Linked DNA regions of Homo sapiens: region 1 is linked to region 2. A link is a loop called in an ENCODE intact Hi-C map of the cell type or tissue named here. Cell type or tissue: sigmoid colon. All regions are shown on one strand.

What was found. A loop is a pair of places that touch in the nucleus more often than their neighbours do. Peaks named below come from ENCODE experiments on the same cell type or tissue, not always from the same donor. Only the 100,000 strongest peaks of a DNase experiment are listed, where the experiment ranks them.
Region 1: it touches region 2 in a loop (2.8-fold over the local background); 34 of 110 quality-filtered maps call a loop at or near these places.

Annotation. Positions count from the first base shown.
Region 1 is chr19:19,459,508-19,462,007 of GRCh38, reverse strand. All of the region lies in intron 1 of GATAD2A (GATA zinc finger domain containing 2A), which reads right to left. Among named protein-coding and RNA genes, the nearest start is that of MIR640, 26 kb to the right of the region's middle. RefSeq lists enhancers at 858-997, 1,328-1,447, 1,758-1,977, 1,874-2,168. In sigmoid colon, no CTCF peak of the experiment used is centred here; DNase peaks (open chromatin) are centred at 295, 1,097, 1,477 and 2,037; H3K4me3 peaks cover 1,012 bases; H3K27ac peaks cover 2,500 bases.
Region 2 is chr19:19,404,169-19,406,668 of GRCh38, reverse strand. It overlaps GATAD2A (GATA zinc finger domain containing 2A), which reads right to left and starts at 994. Exons shown (of 12, transcript NM_001384528.1): 1 at 650-994. RefSeq lists silencers at 123-202, 763-1,312 and enhancers at 23-929, 1,433-1,492, 930-1,838. In sigmoid colon, a CTCF peak has its summit at 1,295; DNase peaks (open chromatin) are centred at 188, 598 and 1,078; H3K4me3 peaks cover 1,780 bases; H3K27ac peaks cover 1,322 bases.

The sequences.
Region 1 (2,500 bases), 55 kb before region 2:
CAGCTCCGGTGGCGGAAGTTCCAGGCAAGGGTTGTGCGGGAGCTGCCAGTGCATGGAGAGTAGCCCCGTCCTGGGGGCTGAGATCCTCTGCCGGCTGCTGCCTGCACAGACAGATCCCAACAGCAGTGTGCCCATTTGAAAGAGGAGAGCACTGAGGCTGCCAGGGCTGCCTGAGACACAAGGTTGAAGGTCAGCCTCACCCTCCTCCTCACTCTCTCCAAACACCCCAGGCCGGACTGCAAGCCAGCACAGATGAGCAGCACCAGCAAGGCTGAGTGGGCATCGGTCTCCTCTGATACGTCCCGCACACACTGGGCTGGCAGGTGGTGGGGGCGTAGCCCAGCTCTTCCTCAACTAGGGGCCAAAAAGGACAGGTTCCAGCCACACTAGAGACCCCACACAGGTACAGCGCAGCTCTGACCGGGAGCACCTCCATGGGCTTTAGGGCAGATAGGAATGCTGCTTTATTTTCGTAAAATGCCACCATCCAACTGGCCTGAGAGCCTCAGGCAGAAAACATGTTCTAGAACAATTCCAAAAGGCTGACTGATGCTGTGGCAGGAACCAGAACTCTTAAAGAGGACTTGGGGGACAAACAGAAGGCACCCAGCACACTTCTGGCACACCAGGCCAGTACGCATCTCTTGATAATTAAAAGAGAAATTAAGTACATGACACAAATCATAAAACCAAACCCCTGAGATCACAATGCTAATACTAACTCTACCATAAAATGCCATCTGTGGCACCCATCACTAACATACCCATAGTAACACCCTTATTTCAGACAGGAAGAAAGTGAGGCTTCGCAGTAAGTGGGTTAAAGCACTGGCGGGAGCAGCAGGGCTGATGCTCTTAACGGTGGATTTTAGGCGTCTTTCTGCCTCCTCACCCGACAGCAGCTCACCGAGCCTCCACTGTGGGCTGGGGACTCAGTGGTGAACAAGACAGAGGGAACACCATCCACCCCCATGCTGGAAAACGAGCGAAATGACAGAGGGTGTTGGTGACGGTGCTGTGGGGACACGAGGCAGAGCACGGGGCAGTCAGAGCACACAGAGGGACGGGGGCTGGGTGGAACGGGCGGCACCGGAAGCCAGCCCTGAAGGAGACAGGGCCTGAGCGGAGACATGTGCTGGGGGAAGCACTGGCCCAGGCCGGAGGGGAGGAATCTGGCTTGCTCTAAAGGATCACCTGGCTGGAGGACTGCAGGGCAGGGGAGCGGTTCCTATGGTGCAGCTACACTGGGGAAGGGGACAGAGCAGAGGGGAGTTGGGGCACTCCGGAGGGGGTTGCTTTCTTTCACTTGTTTTTGCCTGAGCAACTGGACCAGTGGGGCTGGCTTTTCTGAGATGGGGAGGAGCAGATTTGAGGAAGGAAGGTTGGGCTACAGTTCGGATGTGCTGAGTGCGAGGCCCACGATGAGCCCCACGGAGATGCTGAGGAGCAGAGCCCTGAACCTGGGGGCAGCCACTGTCCTCAGGAGGCACAGGGCACCTCAGGGCACCTCTTCCTATCAGGAAGGAAGAAGGGCCCATGAAGCAACCAGTGCTGAGTCAGATGATGACAACGGGGTCCAGGTGCTAGCCTCGCTAGCTGTGAGCTGCGCCCAACACTCAAGACACAAGGACCCTGTAGGCACACAGCTGCAGCAAGCCTGCGCCCAGGTGCCCACCTCCAGAGCGCCCCTGTGGCCCTGCCCTTCACACAGATTGATGCACAGCACAGATGGGCCTCTGGACCCAGAACCCCTGTCTACTCTCCTCCCGGCAGCATAGCCCGAGGAAGCTCCCAAAGCCACATCCTGGATCTGTACCCCCTTCAGTGGCTCTCCCACTTCCTAAGAGTCAAACCAGGGTACCTTGTTGTGGCCCAGAAGGACCTGTTGAGGGGGTAAGGAGAGAATAGGTGGGCCAAGTTTTGGCATTGGCAGAGCCTGCCTGACAAGCATACTTCTTTCCCATGCAGAACAGACACCTCCATCTGCTCAGAACTGTGGCCCGAGCCACTTCCTGACGCACATCTCTGAGTAACAGTGACTAGGACTCATTCCGGAAGGAAGCCACACCGGAAACAGCAGCTCTGGACTTCTCAATGTCAAACTTCATTAAGGCCAAGTACGAGAGATACAACTTAACTTGAGAGACAGAAAGGTGTTCCAAGCAGTCAGCTCCTACAACTAGACACAGCAGGGAACAGAGACTTGGTCTCAGCTCCATCACACACACGCTGGCTGGCCATGGGCCAGGGGAGAGGTCTGTCAATCAACCACAGGACCAAGGACACAAGATGGACACAGAAGCTTCAGTGGGCCAAGAGAGGATGCCACTGCCCCTTCTTCCACAGTGTTTATCAAAGATGTCCATGCAGCTTAAATTATCTACCCTCTGTGCCACATGCTAGATAGAGACTCTCAAATTCTAAACAGTCAACCCAAACTTTTTTCTTTAAGAACAAGGTCTCACTATGTTGCCCAGGCTGGACTCAAAACACCTGGGCT
Region 2 (2,500 bases):
AAAAGAAATCAATGGAGCCACCGCCTAGATGGGGAGGCAAATTTAAAGTGTCGGGCCTTGAGAAAGGCCGGAGATCAGAGAGGGGAAAGGGTCCCGCGGCTCCCGGGGGTTAGGCAGGAAGGGCGCGAGCTGGGGGAGGGCCGGCCCTCCAGGCGTGGGCGCGCGGGGACTCTTATTCTGACACGGGATCCGCCGCCGCCGCCGCCGCCGCCGCCGCGGGGTTCAGCGTTGCTGCCCAACCCGCCCCGGACCCCCGCCCCTGAGCGGGACCCCCGCCCCGCGCGCCCACGTGCCGTCTTCCCGCCGCCTCCACCCGTCCCGACCACTCGGAAGAGGCGCCTCGCGGCCCAGCCCTTCCCCCGACCCCGCAGGAAGCGCAGGACGGAAGCGGGGCGACGCCGCGACTTTCCGGGACCCCCGCCCGGCCCCCACGTGCCCGGGCCGCCTCGGGGCAAGGAACTTTCCAGGGCAGCGCAAGAAGACGCTCCCAGAATACAAGGAGTAGAACTCGCTCGCTCTCACTTTTCCACGCTCATGCAGGGGTCCTTCAGAGCCCCCCGAGGCCCCGACCCTGCGCGGCCCGCGCCGCTCCAGTCTCAGCCGTGCGTCCCCAGCCCCCGCCCCCCGCCAAGTTTGGTCCAGAACTTACCGGGCCGCGGGTCGGCCGGGCCCTAGGGCAGCGCGCAGGTTACGGGGGCTGCTGGTCCGGGGTCGCCCGCGGGGCCGGGCGGCGGAGGGGCCGGGGACGCCGGGCCGCGCGCGCTCGTTCCGCCTGTGGGGCCGCCCGGGCCCGCGGCGCTCGCTGCGCCGGTCCGCCCGCCCGCCCGCGCCGCCGGCCAGATAATGCGCCCCTCGGCCGCACACATGGAGCCCGGCGCCGGCGTCACCGCCCGGGACATGCGCACCAGGTCAGCGCGCCCGGCCCGCGGCCCCCAAAACACCGGGGAGCTCTTAAAGGCGACGCCGCCCGCCCGCGCCCGGCTGGGCGGGGCGTGGCGACCGAGGGGCGGGGCCTGACGAGAAGGGAGGAGCTCGTGGGCGGGGTTCCAGGCGTAGAAGGCGGGCCCCTGAGTTGAGGGGGCGGGGCCGGACGGTACCGCCCCGGAAGCACCGCCCCTCTCCGGCGCGCTCCCACGCGACACCTCGTTGGGCGCGCTGGTTTCCCACGCGGGCTCCGGCTGGCTCCCTCCCCGCCGAGTCCCAGCGCCCTCCGCAGGCCGAAGGGTCGTGGCCAACTCACCGGCGGCAAAGCCGGGCGGGCCGCACCCAAGGCTGACTCACGACGCGCTCACTGCTGACCTCGCGCCAGCTGAGCTGGGCGACCTCAAGCAACTCAGGGTTGCCTCTGAAACGCGGGTTAGAATGTCACCCCCGCGGGGTCGTCACGCGGAAGCTCTTCTCTGGGAACTTCGGCCCCGGTGTCTGTGGGGAGGGCGGGGTGTGGATCGGCTGAACGATCACTTCTCCAGTGCAGTGAACAGAATTCTACAAAGAAAGCTCCAGACCCACCCACCTCAAGACACTTGGGGACGACTGCTCTCCCTCTCCAGTTACCTCCCAATCTGCCCTCGTGCCTCAGGGAGAAGGTGAAAACCCCTCAAGAAAGCAAATCTGCACCCCTCCCTCTCCAGTAACAAGGAGGAAACACAGGAGACAGAATGAAAGCCTGAAAGAGAATGGACTTTGGAGATGTTAAACTACATAAAGCGAAATACAATTTCAATAGGGAAAATATCAAGTTCATGGAAAATCTACCACAAGAAGGCTCTCAATACCAAAATCAGGTTCTGAGGAATCCCCAAAACCGCCTCTTTTCATGTTGTTTTAAAACAAACGATTCCTGATGAGACACCTAGACTCCTGAAGAGTGGTGGTGACATGCTTTATCGCATACCCTAATAAATCTATATGTACAACTGAAACAAAAGTTTCACCAAACATAAATTTACCACATGCAACGTACTGTTTTCTTTTTTCTTTTTTTTGGAGACAGAGTCTTGCTCTGTCGCCAGGCTGGAGTGGTGCAGTGGCGCTATCTCGGCTCACTGCAACCTCCACTTCCCAGGTTCACGGATTCCCCTGCCTCAGCCTCCCCAGTAGCTGGGATTACAGGCGCGTTCCATCACACCCGGCAATTTTTTTTTTGTATTTTAGTAGAGACGGGGTTTCACCATCTTGGCCAGGATGGTCTCCATCTCCTGATGTCGTGATCTGTTCGCATCGGCCTCCCAAAATGCTGGGATTACAGGCATAAGCCACTGCACCCAGCCTGTACTGTTATTTCTATTCTACTTCATTTGAAAAGAAAATCAATGTAACGCCCAAGAATAATTGGGTCTCAACCGCAAACCTGAAAAACACTTCATGTAGAACAAATTTTACAAAATTGTTTTTCTAAAAAAAAAAAAAATTGTTTTTCTGCTGTATGTCCCCTTAAACAGAGTTCAAAAAAGCTCCTAATTCTGTGTTGAGTTCTACATACAATTGTCAACTTTTTGTA